2 separate regions of the Mus musculus genome follow, and region 1 is linked to region 2. A link is a contact called in ENCODE Hi-C or POLR2A ChIA-PET data. All regions are on one chromosome and are shown on one strand. Each heading gives the region's core, a stretch centred on a gene start or an enhancer-like site at or near the end of the contact. The rest is flanking DNA. Distances are from core to core; before and after follow the strand shown.

Region 1 (6,774 bases), core at 4,179-6,678, 820 kb before region 2:
GGTCTGTATTTGGTTTTGAGTTGCTGGAAATGGGTTCTAGAAACTGAACTCCTGTCCTCTGCAAGAGCAGCCAAGTGGTTTTAACCACCAAGTCATTTCTCTAGCCCTGAAAATGGTCTATTCAATTAGCCGAAGACTAGACCCACCATCAGGAAACATAACGAATATGCTAATGGCGCTACAACCTGATTTTACTGGACACTAATCCATACAAAAAGTAATCACACCTGGCAGTATGGTGCACTCCGAACTCTGAGTTTGAGGTCAGCCTGGTCTACAAAGTTCCGGGATACCTAAGGCTACACAGAAAAACCCTGTCCTGAAAAAACAACAACAAAAAAAGTAACCACAAACACGCAGGTGATAAAAATATAAAAAAACAACCCAACAGTTCTCATGTAGACCCTTATCTCACTTTCTCTAAAACACATGATTCTGGAAGCATTATAGTTCTAAACATTTTATGAGGAAAATTAACTTTTTATTACTTAAAAAGAGAGTTGTTGCCAGGCAGTGGTGGCGCATGCCTTTAATCCCAGCACTTGGGAGGCAGAGGCAGGCGGATTTCTGAGTTCTAGGATAGCCAGGGCTATACAGAGAAACCCTGTCTCAAAAACAAAAACAAAACAAAACAAAATGAGAGGTGGGGGAGGTTAGTTATCAGAAGCATATACCCATAACAAAGAGGAAATACAGTCTAAGTACCACAAAAACCAGCAAGGAAGGAAGAGACTCACACCCTGTACCATCACCCCGGGGAGTCCACCTACTCAATCATCTCCCAAAATAGAAGCAGACGGAAGGGCAAGAACCATTGACTCAATTAGGATCCAGTCAGATACCTCGAAGCTCAACCTTCAGAAGTTTCTGTGCTATATGACTGTCCTCCCTTGCTTCACTGCACCCATAGCCAGTGGAGCTTAAAGTAAATATCACTATCCTCAGATTTCCAGCCCAGCTGTGCCTATCTGCCTGCCTGTACACTATACAACACTCAACAATGCCTGTAACAAACACTATTTCCTTGATTGATTACTATGAGTTACTTATGAAAACTCCACTGTGTTAGACAGAGATTTTGACAGACATGCTAAGATGGAGAACAGGCTGTCCTGCACTCCCATCCATACCTTTTTCCTTTTGTGAGGTAATAAAGTTATTTAATCCTCATATATAACTTTTAGTAATTAAGGTCTACATTCAACACTGTATAGTTTACTTTTCCTTAGCACTCAAGAACTGTAAGCAGTAATCACACAAAAACCTTAAAGATCTCTAGCTTTCTATTACTGCTTCATACATTTAATATACACACATGCATTATTTACTTAAATGCTTTCAGGATCTATATTCTGGCCTGAATATGCTAAAAAAAATCATTAAAAACTAATTTTGGCCAGGCGTGGTGGTGCACGCCTTTGATCCCAGCACTCAGGAGGCAGAGGCAGGCAGATTTCCAAGTTCGAGGCCAGCCTGGTCTACAAAGTGAATTCCAGGACAGCCAGGGCTACACAGAGAAATCCTGTCTCAAAAAACAAAAACAAAACAAAAACAAAGCTAATTTTGTAGTTGAATGTTGGGGTCATGCTTGTAATCTCAGCATTCAGGAAGCAGAGCAGGAAGATTTTTGTTGAGTTCCAGGTCAGCCAGCCAGGGCTACACACACTGTCCCATACCTTAAAAAAGCCAAGTAGACTACCACAAGCCTTTAATCCCAGCACTGGGAAGCAGAGGCAGAACTCTGTAAGTTCAAACTCATCCAGGGCTATAGTAAAATTAAATCCTCCATCAATAAGAAAACTTTAAACATTGTATACAGTGGGGCCTATGCCTTTAATCCCAGCACTTGGGAAGCAGAAGCAAGAGGATCTCTGAGGCCAGTCTGGTCTACCGACTGAGTTTCAAGACAGACAGGATACACAGAGAAACCCTCTCTTTAAAAAAAAAAAGAAGAGGAGAAGGAGGAGGGAGAGGAAGAAGAAGAGGAAGAGGAGGAGGGAAAAAAAAGAGACTTTCCATTTTGTCCAAAACCTTCATTGTATAAGGGGATCTTTTTAGATTTTAATCCAATATTTGATTTATGTTCCCTTAGCTTCTCTTTCTACTTGTACCATGATGTTCTTTTTCTAGCATACATTATATTCAGAAACAGAATCTATATCAACATACTCTTCCCACTCAGAAAGCCTTTTCCAGTGTTCTATCTTCCACTGGACACAGATACTGTTTGACTTCAGTGCTGGCACCAACTTTCAGATACATCACTCAGAAAACAACAATATTCTGCCTTCCAGAGCAAGTATGGTGCACCTGCCATAGCTGAAGCCTACCTGTCCATGTCCTGCAGACCATCCACTGGAGATCCCAGCCGGTCACTGAGCCGCCGCCGCTCTGGTGTGCTAACACAGAAGTGGTCATTGCCAACTGTGATCCTTAAACTCTCCTCCAAAGAAGAATCAGAACACAGACCAGGAGAACGTCTCTACAAAAAGTTAAAACAAAAGTGAAAACATGAACACATCTCTATGCCCAAAATGTTCTCCTTACTTATAAAATTGTTGTCTATCACGGTAAGGGACCATTCTACAATAAAAAAGAATTTAGAAGTTTCCTTAAGAGGAAAAAAATCTCTTGAGACAGTTTCTGTATAGCCCTGGCTGTCCTAGAATTCACTCTGTAGACCAGGCTGGCCTTGAACTCAGATCCACCTGCCTCTTGTTTCCCCAGTGTAAAGGCGTGCACCACCACCCTGAGAGAGGAGAGGGTGAGTTTATATTCTCCACTCATTCCTAAAAATTGTCCACTGTGTAGCAGAGGCTACACAGAAAGATTCTGTCTCAAAAAACCAAAGGGGGGGGGTGGGGAAACAGGACCTCTTTTTGTATGAAACATGGGAATAGCCAAGTAAAAATCCTGGCTCTCAGGACATAGACACACACACATTCACACACACACACACATATATGTCTAACTAAAGGAGAAGAGGCAAAACCAATTATGTTTTAAGTACTTTAAAAGACAAGGAAAAGGAGGGATCACTCAAAAGAAGATGATTAGAGGTAGTATTTCTGGGATGCTGCTACTAAATCGAAGGCACATAGGTCCTTCAAAGAAAAGCACATGTTTCAGGCCAAAGGAAACAGCTCAGGAATGAATCAGTATGCTTTGGGTAACAGAAAAGAGGCCAGGACAGCTGCAGCAATGTCACAGAGAAAAGAGAGACAAAATTAGGAAATTTGGATTTGATAATGTGATAAGAGGCACAGGAGGGTTTCAAGCATTAAAGTCATGTGAGCCAACTACAATTTCCCTCCTGATGCTTGGACTACTTGATCTCTTATCTCTTACGGTCTTAATCAAAGACTCACTTCTCATGAGGCTTTTTTCCTTGAAATTGTAACTTGATTTTGGTTTTAGCCCTTAATCACATTGAACACACCACGGAATTTCTAACTTCATCTATTTATCGTAACTGTATCTAATTCATGGCAGATGCTCAATAGATGCTTATTAAATGTATAAAATGAAGGCTGAAAATCAGTGTGGAGGCTCCAGTTAAGAGTGAGTTCCTCCAAAGGACCAGGCACTCAACCATCTTGCTGACAACCATCTCCAAGGAATCCAAAGCCTCCACAACATCTGCACTCCCACATATATACCTCATTCACAGGTACACCTGAACACACACTATTCAAAATATTTTTAAAAATCAATTTGATGGCTGAACACAGAAAAGATAAATGGTGAGTAGCAAGGCTCAATTACGAAGAAGGCAACTGTACCAATCTGAGGAAGAGGCAGCAGGGCCTTCAGAGTGGTGAGAGATGACAGGATAGCCTGGGGGCTTCCCTTGAAGCATGAGGTAAATGTTCGGGTGGTAAGAGAAAGCATTTTCCTATGGGACGGAGAACTGGAGCTGGAGTGAGTACAGCACCCAGAAGGGGGAGGCTGCAGTATTCTACTCGATTCCTCTCTAGTGAGGGCTTTGAGAAGTCTTCACAATGTGACAAATCAGTTTATGACCAGAACACTAGGGCACTGTAGTGCCAGCTGAGGGGTCACTATCACACCTGCACCTTTATTTAAAATTAGGATGCTAAGATTCCAAATCGGGTTTTACAGTTTTGTAAGCCCTACTGAGTACTACTCAGCTACACCCACCACAACCATAAATTAATCCCACATTTTGTCCCTCCAGCAGCAGCACATTTTAACATGTAAAATCGCAGGCTGTGAGAATCCAACATGTGAGCTGAACCACAGCTCCATCACTTGTGTGTCACCTTGATCAAGCTACTTAAACCTCTCTGAGCTGGTTCCTTGGCTGTGATAACACCTATTGCTATTGCTTTACCTCAAGGGACCGTGAGCCCTAAAAGATTGCTGGTAGCTGCTCTTGTGTCTCTAGCTGATGGCAGCAATCACAATGATTGATTATGCACACCTCTCGTCGGAATAACAGCTATAACTGAGACTCCATGACAGCTAAAGCATCCAGTCTGCTTTGGTTCAAGCTTTCCTCACTGGCCACCAGGCATTTCAGATGTTCTGCTAAACTCGGGCCTTAAAGCAACGAATTTGATCAAACCCAAAGGGAAACGCCAAAGCGCCAGTCAGTATGGATGAAATGCCCCTCGCCTTGGAGAACTTTTCCACATAGCAAGAGCGAAAGCCTCTTCCCCCTAGAAACCGGGCGTCCTGTTCTGTTCCAACACGGGTGACCGAACGGGTCCCGGGTCCGTTATTGTGTAAAGGAGGCACCCAGGACTGTCAGGGAGCGGGGAAGACTCGGACATTCGGACTCTGGCCTGAGGGCCCGGGGGCTGGGGACATGGGGGCAACATGGGCGAAGGGTGGGATTACCCGACTGCCGCCGCCGCCGCCTGGATGGTCTCCGCGGCCGTCCCGGGCGAAGTCGGCGCGGGACTCGCCTCGAATGCTGCCTCGGAAGCCACCCAGGCCAGGTGGGTAGTGTCGCCGGCTCCGCGGTGGCGACGGGGAGCCGCGACGGGCGCGCGGCGGGGACGGGGAGCCACGACGACCCCGCGGAGGGGATGGCGAGGCCCGGCGGCCGCGGGTCGGAGACGGTGAGGCCCGGCGGCCGCGGGGCGGGGACGGGGAGCCGCGACGACCCCGAGGCGGGGACGGCGAGGCCCAGCGGCCGCGGTGGCCTGAGGGCGAGCGGTGGCGGCGGGCGGGGAGCCGCAGCGAGGAGCAAGAGGGCGGCGGCGGCGACGAGGGGCGGCGTGTGGGGCCTGAGGAGGCGCCCACGGGACGGCCCGGCGGAGGGCCGCTCGCGCTGCCGTCTTTCGACCGGTGCGAAGAGACGGAGGAGCGGGAGCCACTGCGGTACATGGCTACCGGGAGCGCCGCGGACGCCGCTCGGGAGCGTGCCGCCACAGCCGCAGGCACCGCCGCCGCGGACACCGCAGCGCGCCGCCCTCGCGGACGGAGCGGCCCCCTCCCCGCGGCCCCGCCCCACCGGCCAGCGGTTGGAGGGCGCGGGTACGCGCCGACACGCCACACCCCCTCGTCCTCCCAGGCTCTCCCGCGGCTGGACGCGGAGAGCGGCCTCAGGAGCCGGGAGCCGTGGGGCGGAGCGCTGAGCCTGCGCGAGCACCAGGGGCGCGCGCCCTGAAGTGCGCAGGCCCCGCCTTTCGGCCCCGCGCAAAATGGCGACCGGCGAGCCGCCCACCCCCTACTCCCCCGGAGACCACGTGATGCAGAGAGACCACCCCTCTCCTCCTCCCGGCGCGGTGGGCGGGGCCGGAGAGCCCGGTGAGTGGGCGGGGCCAGGTTGTAGCGGAGGCCTCAGTAGCTTGGTTCCCAGGCTCCTGGAGCGTGCGTGCCCATAGCAATCCACCTGCTTTACAGAAATGATTATATATAGTGAGAAAGCAAACGACCCCCTACACTCACACCTAAACCCTGTCAGAAGCTACGAACCTCAACGAGTGTCCATCCCTTTTCCCCCAGAGGAAGCTTGACGTAGTCGGGTAACTTTCCAGTCCAATAACTTATAGAGGTTTAAATCGAGAAATGAGAAAGTACAGAAAAGTGAAAGTCAAACACAACAGACATCAGTAAAATTTCCAGATGTTCTAGCCAAGCATTACAGTAAAATGGTGGTGAAGGCCACTGTCGGAGCAACCCATACCGTGACAGGCCTGGCAAGTGTTTTGAGATATCAGTGGTGCAGAAACACATGGAGGCAAAAACTCATACACAGAAAATAGAAATAAATGTTTAAAAAGAAAAAGACAAGACCCTAAGGGTCAGTCAAAACATAGGAAAATAGGGCCTGGGTAGAGATGGCTCCGGAGGTCTTTTTTCTAGCACCTTCGTGGTAGTTCACAACCATTTGGGGCTCCAGTTTCAGAGGATCTCACACCATGAAAAAACCAAAAGTGAGGAAATATGTTGAACCTAGACAATAGCTTCATATTTTTCACCAGCTAAACATAAATCTTGAATTTGTGTAAAAATCACATTTCTGAGCCAGGCATTGGTGGCACAAACTTTTTAATCCTAGTACTCAGAGGCAGAATCAGGCAAATCTCAGAGTTCAAGGTCAACCTGGTCTACAGAGAGAATTCCAGGGCAGCCAGGGCTATACTGAGAAACCCTGTCTCGAAAAACAAAAAACAAAAACAAACAAACAAACAAAAAACACCAAAAAACAAGAATCAGATTTCTGAAAAGAAAAAAATATGACTTTGTTAATTTGTTTTTAAATTATGTTTAAAATATAAGCCGATTTGCTTATTTATAAAT
Region 2 (7,939 bases), core at 3,151-5,650:
CCTGGTGGTGCTGCTGTTTGAAACTGCTCTGCTCTCCTCTGGTTTCTCACTTGAGGATCCCCAAACCCACTCCAACCGCATCTACCGCATGATTAAACTAGGCCTGGGTGAGTCTGGCTTGTGAGCTCCTGGTAGCAAGTTGTTGTACTAGCTGGACCTTTGGGCAGACTTAGTGCTTTGTGGCTTACTTAAATCTGTGTCTTTCTCTTAGGCATCGATGAAGATGAGGTCACTGCAGAGGAGCCCAGTGCTGCTGTTCCTGATGAGATCCCCCCTCTGGAAGGCGATGAGGATGCCTCGCGCATGGAAGAGGTGGATTAAAGCCTCCTGGAAGAAGCCCTGCCCTCTGTATAGTATCCCCGTGGCTCCCCCAGCAGCCCTGACCCACCTGGCTCTCTGCTCATGTCTACAAGAATCTTCTATCCTGTCCTGTGCCTTAAGGCAGGAAGATCCCCTCCCACAGAATAGCAGGGTTGGGTGTTATGTATTGTGGTTTTTTTGTTTGTTTTATTTTGTTCTAAAATTAAAAGTATGCAAAATAAAGAAGATGCAGTTTTATACAGTCCTGCTCTCCTTGTAACACTCAGGGCTTCCTGAGTGGTGTTGGAAGGTGATGAAAGGCAGTTACTTGTCCATCAACTATTAATGCCAACCAAAACACAGGTCCAAAGTCACTGCTGCAGTTTAATCAAATAAGAGCAAAAGGTGACATTTCCAAGTACCAAAACTTGGGTAGGAACACTGGGGCCCCAACTGGGCTGGGGGCCTTTGTCCCTTCTGGCACAGCACCATTCTCACTGGCCCCTAGGGGAACTGCATGACCTGTAAACAATTCTCTTCCCAGCTGGTGCCTGGTAGCCTCAAGGGTGCGTGCTATGAGCAAAGCCCTGGTGCTGGTTTGCTTGGCCACCAGCAAGATTTCAGAGATTGGGGGAGGAGCTCTGGGTCACCTCTAACCAAACACCCACAGCTGTCATTTCCATGAAGTGGGGGCTCTTAAGGCAAAAGAGGCTGCCTCCAGGGCTCCAATCCTCTGCTGTATGCTGATACTGAGCCAGTGCCTCAGAAGATGAGGGTCTTTACTGCACTGCTCACACCTTCTGTACTGGGGGCTCAGTGGGCACAGCCTTCTTTCCCCGCTGCTTCCGGCCCCGGGCATAGACTCTGAGTAGGAGGGCAGTGAAGACCACAGCTACTCCCAGTCCCCCCACCACAGTGACAGTATGGCCATAGAGGAGGCAGGAGAGGAGGATGGCAATAGCCTGGCGTAGAGTCATGATGATAGTGAAGACAGCAGCTCCAAATTGTCCAATGGTGTAGAAGATGAAGAGCTGCCCAAAGGCGGAGCAGATGGAGAGGAGGAGAGCATGGAGCGCAAACTCACTGTGCCGCCCCATGAAGCGTGCCCCCTCCAGTAGGGCCCCCTGTTCCAGTAGTGAGCCTACTGTGAAAAGACAGGAGAATAAATTGACCCCAAACATCATCTGCACCGATGACATCTTATAGGCAAACAGGGCATCCTGCCAATTTGAGGTGAAGCTGTCGAAAGCAATATAGCCTGCCAGTAGGACCAAGCCAGAGAGTGTGGTGGCTGGAGAGCTTCTAGGCTCTGGTCCACTGGATAGAAGAAACATGCTCACTCCAATGGAGATGAGGCCGGCAGTCAGGTATTCCCAGTGTTCATAGCTGCGCCGGGACACCAGCTTTCCCATCATCATGACAGGGATCACCTTGGAGGCCTTCGCCAGCACCTGGGTAGGGAAGCTGACGAACTTAAGTGCTTCATACTGGCACCAGCTGCTAAGCACATTTGACAGACTGGCAAAGGAGTACCGGTACATGGGTGCACCATGACGGGGCTGCTTGCGCAGGACACAGTAGAGGCCTGCCACAACCAGCGCCAGCACACGGTTCATCAGCACCAGAAACTGGGAGTCTGTGAAATGCTCTCCTGGTGATGTGGCTGTGGCCCCGTAGCTGCCAGTCATCACTCTTTCCTGCAGTATGCCCCAAGTCAGATAGGACACCTGGAAGAGGGAGGGCAGAGAAGAGCGACAGTATAGAAGGAAAGGCAGAAGTCTGTTTCCTACTTCCTCAGAGTTGGTAGCATCAGATGTAACTGACACCATACTTTTGGTTCCTCTGAGGGAGGGGCCTTCTTTCCCAAGCTTTAGCTCATTTTATGGGGGAATCAAATGGAGTTGCAGACACCATGACATCTGCTTTAAGACCAAACACTGTCCTCTTTCATGATGCAAATCCATTAGAGCTGGCTCCACATACCATATAAAGAGTTTTATTTAGTTTGAACTAACTCAAAAAGAAACTGGGATGTTTGGAAGCTGGGGGTGGGGGTGGCTGGACACTTCAATTCAACATATATCTAAGGTGAGTTGGCTCCCACTCTGAATGCCCTGTGATAGCCTCACTCAAAGAAATCCTACTGACAAAATTTTGGAGAAAGCCAAGCATGGTGGTACACGCTGTCACCCCAGCTATTTGGAAGGAAGAAGCAGGAGGGTTGAAAGTTCAAGGCTTGCATTGGGTGGTGGTGGCACATGCCTTTAACCCACTCTGTCCAGCACTCTGGAGGCAGAGGCGTTTGGATTTGAGGCCAGCCTGGTATTGAGAGCAAGTTTCAGGACAGCCAGAGCCACTCAGAGAAACTGTGTCTGGAAAAACAGCGAAGAAAAAAAAGAAAGTTCAAGGCCTGTCTGAGCCTGTGAAACTCTGTCAAAACAGTGTGGTGGGTCATCAATCCTAGCACTTGTAGAGCAGGGGGATCTCTAAGCTGGAGACCAACCTGGTCTATATAGTGAGTTCTGGAGTAATTAGGGCTGCAGAGTGAGACCTTGTCTCAAAATAATAATGTGGGAAGCAGCTCTGGAGATATGTTTAGCCAGCAATTCCTCAAATTCACACTCAGATACAACATACAGACAGAGCAGAATATGGGCATAGGGAAAAAAAATACAACTCAGGCAGGCCTTCTTCCACACTGTAGAAGCCATTGCATGGGTGCGCGCGCGCGCGCGTGGACGTGCGCATGAACACATGCGTGTGTACAGTGAACTTTCATTTCAATACAGGTGTTGAAGGAAGCGCTGGAAGTTCACTTTCAGGACTGGGCTGTGTCCTGTAGGGACACAAACCAGACCCAAACTAACAAACCTTTGGGGTGGGCAGGGAAAATTTGGTTTAAGTCAGGGGCTGTCTGTACCCAGCTGGGGAAGAGAAGGGGAGCCTGTATTCTTACCTGGAGACCCGAGGCACAGAAGACCAGCTTCAGGACCTGCCAAGACGGGGTGGATTCCGCTGTCTCTGTCCGCGGAGCCAGGAGAACCTCATCAGGAGCCTTGGGCTCATTGCCAAACACACAGGCTTTCACCAGGGGGAAGCAGAGACCCCTGCCTGAAGAAGACACAGTCAAGGTCCACAACCTCTGCAGAGCAGCCAGCCCGATCCGGTGTCTGACTTACTGGCCTCCCTCCCGGCCCAAGTCCCGCTCTGCCAACACCTGCAACCAGACTTCCCTCATCTCCCCACCCTCTGGCCACATTACCTGTCTCCAGGTAGTTCTTCCGTCTTAAGTACTGCACCAGGAGGTAGCCAGGTACCATAAAGCTGGCATAGCCCGCTACATTCAACAAGAAGCGGAAGAGCCACAGCTGTGTCCAGGACTGCGGAGGGGCTTCGGGTGACTCTCCACCTGCTCCCAAGGAAGGGAGTGTGGCGAGTACCACTACTGCCCACCATCTGCTGGGACAGCCGAAGCAACGATTAGGTTTGCAGCTCTTCCGCCTCTCTGCCCTCCGGAGGGGACTGTACCAGGGAAGTGCCCAGTGGCCTCCCCGCCCCCTCCGCTGCAGCCCAGAGGGACGGACAAAGAGCCTCTCTCTCCCTCTCTCTCAGGGGGTCCGGCGCAGGCCAGGCAGAACCTCCTCCCTTCTCGGGGACGGCCCCGCCTGTCCAGCCACATAGGTCGCCTCTGTTCCCTTCAGCGCGCGGGCAGCTCAGGCCACAGGCAACCCCCACCCCCTTCCCTCTCCGAAGCGCCACTGTCCCTCATCCCCCTACGCGCGACAATCCCCGAAGCCCCGCGAGGAGCGTAGGCCACATGCCGCGTGCCCATCCACACGGGGCTCCCAACAGTGCCACGCGGATCTGCGGCTGGAGGACCCCCCACCCCGCCTCCGGAGCCCTGGGGTCTCGGTCACGTGGCCCCGGGGTCTCGGTCACGTGGGCCATGGCTGCCCGAGCCCCCCACCTGGCGTCCATGGCCCAGCCGCGTGGGGCGGAGGGGGGACCGGGGAATGTGAGTCCCCCGGGCCGCGCGCTCCCTCCGCTCCCTCTGCCGCCCGCTCCAGCAGCCAGCCAGTCAGCCAGCCAGCGGAAGTGCTGCGCTCTTCCCGCCTCCTCCCCGCCTCAGCCCCCTTCGCGACACTCCGGCCACAGCGACCCCACGCGGCCCGGAGGCAGACCAAGCCCGGTTCCCCTGGGGAACTCCAGTTGGGACTCCCTCCCTTTCCCAGCTTGCTTGGTCACAGCCATCAACCCAACCCAACCCAACCCACACAGAGTGATGATGACCATTGCCATCTAGTGGACTAGGATTTTGAGTATCTGAGACCCAGTACTTCCTCTTACATTACGGTTTTTTTGTTTTTTGTTTTGGTGTTTTTTTTTTTTTTTTTTCGAGACAGGGTTTCTCTGTGTAGCCCTGGATGTCCTGGAACTCACGCTGTATCCCAGGCTGGCCTCGAACTCCAGATCCTCCTGCCTCTGCCTCCTTCAGCAAATCCTACCGGCCTGCGCCACCAGAACCGGCGTTAGTTTTTAAACAATGATGTCTCTTCCTTTTTTGGCTGCATCAGTAATCATCCCCTTAGTACCTGTGATTGTGACCTTCTAGGCTCTGTATGACCTGGTGCGTCCTCCTCGCCCACTTGCCCAACCTTGTAGAGTCCTGTTGGCCTGTTTTCAGTTCCTTTAATTCATCGGAGGCCTTCCCCAATGCTGTCTTTCCCCTTGCTCATCCTAAATCGCAATTTCAACGACACCTGCTTGAAGCTTCCCAGAGGATGATCCTTCGCCCACTCCATTGTCCTCCTTCCTGCTAACGGTTTTCTTCCTTCCCAGTCACCCATTGCAACGTATAACCACATATTTAGTTGTTTATGCCTTTAATATCTGTCTCACTCACAGGATGCATTTGCTTAGTGCTTATAAGCGCTAAGCATCGGAAAGTATGTTGATTTATTTCTTCTCCTTCTTCGTGCATGACCTAGCAGGGCCCTCAGTGTGTGGAGTCTAAGGGGGTTGGGTGGGGGAGGAAAGTTGCAACTCTCTTGTGATCAATGTCCTCAAACTTCTCCAGGGACACGTGTGTGTCTCCATATTCTTCCTCCTCACTCTCCAGCCCTGGGCATTTCCACATGAAGGAGATGTGCCTGTGGTGGCAGGAACCACTTAGGTCTCCTACCATACCCAGCAAGGCCCTGTGCTTGCTCAGGGCTTGTTTCCTTCTCTCTGCCTTTACCCGAGAGTCAGGCCTGCCTATGCATACAACTGTAGAAGGGAAACGTTGTTGTTGTTGTTTTTTTTAAAGCCCCTCTCTTCCATTTTAGTGTCATATTAGAATAACTGCAAAGGTTCAGTTGGGAGCCTTATGTTTGAAGTCTTTAGATAACTTTGCGGTGGCCCGCTGCCACCAGACCTATAATCCCAGCTACTCAGGAGGCTGAGACAGGAAGTTCCCAGTTCAAAGATGACTGCCTGGGCTATAGAGTGAGTTCCAGGCCATCTCTGGCAACTCATTGAGATCCCATCACAACATAAAAAATGAAAAGAGGGCCGGGGACACAGCTCCATGATAGTAAGCTTGCCTACCGCTGGGGAGGCTCTAGGTTCACACCCCAGTGCCAAACACACTCACAAAGGTATTTTAGGTGAGACCCCTCGGGTCAGTTTGCTCATCCCCATTTTCCAGGTAGCTGGCAATTTCAGCCCATGCCATCTTCAACAGAAGCAAGGAGGCTTCCTTCAGGATACCAGTGGCTTCGAGGGTCTTTCAAGAATCTCCATCCAGGCCACTTGGGAAGTCCTTCCTTCCAGATCGGCTCTTCCTCGTCTGCAATCCTTCATCTCATTTTAGGACTATGCTAGCCCCAGGACCAGCATCAGCAGAGGGGCGACATTGCTTGGGTCCCAACTGCAGCAGCTGCGGATCCAGCTTCCAGGTGGGAAGCGGTGGGGACCCATCCGAGCTTCAGTCAGTACATAGCAGTGGTTTGCCGGAGATTTTCAGGTCATCGAAGGGCAAATAAGAAAGGAGCTGAGCGAGAGAGAGAGAGAGAGAGAGAGAGAGAGAGAGAGAGAGAAAACAGAGAGAAGCAGAGTTAATGCCCTAAGTGATGGCACCAGGGATGGCAGCAGGGACCTGGGCAAGCTGAAGGCCAGACAGTGAAAGACCTGGGCATGGCAGAGACCCGAAGATTAGACAAGATCTGAGATAAGCCATGCAGAATATCTGAGCTAGGAGTGACCTTACAGTAGATATAGTATGTCCATTGGCACTATGTATACACAGTGGCTGTTGTTGGGGTTAGGGTTGGGGTGTGGAAGGCTTTTGGATACTTTTGCTTGTTTTTTGAGTCAGGATCTCACTCTGTAGACCAGGCTGGCCTTAAACTCACAGAGATCAGCCTGGCTTTGCCTCTCAAGTGCTGGGATTAAAAGCATGTGCCAGCATATCTTGATGAATATATCTTTTTTTGTTTTTGTTTTTCGAGACAGGGTTTCTCTGTGTAGCCCTGGCTGTCCTGGAACTCACTCTGTAGTAGACCAGGCTGGCTTCGAACTCAGAGATCTACCTGCCTCTGCCTCCCAAGTGCTGGGATTAAAGGCGTGCGCCACCATTCTAATATGACACTAAAATGGAAGAGAGGGGCTATACAGAGAAACCCTGTCTCGAAAAACAAAAAACAAAAAACAAAAAACAAAACCCCAAAAACCAAAAAAACCAAAAAACAAAAAAGAATAAATCTTAAACAAAAAATTTTTAAAAAAGTCTAAGACCTGAAAACCCCGGGTATTTATATGCTGAAGACATTTGCTTCAAGACACGTGCAACGTGTGTGGAGGTGTTGCTCCTCCTGTCCTCCCTCCCGGGCCTCACTATGGCATTGTCTTCAGTCTGGTTAGCTTCACAGAGTCACTCCTGTTGGAGTCCATGTTTGGGCTCCTTGGGCTTAACCAGCCTAGGGAACTGGTTGTAGGCTGGGGGGGGGGGCGGGGGGCGGCAAATACAGCCCAATATGTCACAGTTGGTAAAAAAAAAAAAAAAAAGTAGTTCTGTTCTACCCCCAGCAGTTTTAGGGGGTTGAGGGAACTCATGTAGCTTAGGCTGGCCTTGAACTTGCTATGTAGATGAAGAAGACCTTCAGTTTTGATCCTTTCCCTCCATTTCCTAAGTGCTTAAATAACAGGCATGCACCACTATACATGTGGTGCTGGGTGTTGAACCCAGCACCTCTTACATGCTAGGTAAGCACTCTGTCAACCAAGTTAGACCCTCCAGCCTGACTCCGGCACTGTTAACTGGTGAGCATCCTTTGCCTAATGCATGTGCCTAACTCTGTTATGGGTGAGAGGCTCTGCAAGGCAGATGGTGCGGGTGCGTCTCTTACGTCCTCAGCCAGGTCCTGGGGTGTCTCATCTTCTACATTCAGCAGCAGAGAGTCGGCACCGGCCTCACACAGAGTGGATGAGATGCTGTTGAGGCCCCGGCCAGCTGCCAGGTGTAAAGGTGTGCACCCGTTAAGCATGCGGGCATCTACCCGGGCACCGGCCTGGAGCAGAAACTGCACCAGGCTGCGCTCCTGGGTTTCCACAGCCAGGTGCAGGGCAGTCTTTCCACTCGTGCCCTCCTGCAATGAAC

The links. Hi-C counts contacts between places; a loop is a spot of excess contacts on that map. ChIA-PET counts read pairs that join two places held with the same protein, here RNA polymerase II (POLR2A).
Region 1: a map of heart shows a loop between it and region 2 (3-fold over the local background). The contact joins the promoter of Zfp318 here to the promoter of Slc35b2 in region 2. A Hi-C loop is called at or near these places in 1 of 37 maps with a recorded cell type or tissue (heart). POLR2A ChIA-PET finds 5 or more read pairs at or near these places in 1 of 5 experiments (embryonic stem cell).

The regions. Positions count from the first base shown.
Region 1 is chr17:46,382,420-46,389,193 of GRCm38, reverse strand. It overlaps Zfp318 (zinc finger protein 318), which reads right to left and starts at 5,428. Exons shown (of 10, transcript NM_207671.4): 1 at 4,864-5,428; 2 at 2,331-2,482. The coding sequence starts at 5,355.
Region 2 is chr17:45,560,397-45,568,335 of GRCm38, reverse strand. Slc35b2 (solute carrier family 35, member B2) reads right to left here and starts at 4,400. Exons shown (of 4, transcript NM_001357105.1): 1 at 4,268-4,400; 2 at 3,563-3,756; 3 at 3,257-3,411; 4 at 667-2,027. The coding sequence starts at 4,278. The coding sequence ends at 1,092. Nfkbie (nuclear factor of kappa light polypeptide gene enhancer in B cells inhibitor, epsilon) reads right to left here. Exons shown (of 6, transcript NM_008690.4): 5 at 7,689-7,928; 6 at 5,167-6,334. The coding sequence ends at 6,269. Hsp90ab1 (heat shock protein 90 alpha (cytosolic), class B member 1) reads left to right here. Exons shown (of 11, transcript NM_008302.3): 10 at 1-107; 11 at 212-558. The coding sequence ends at 321.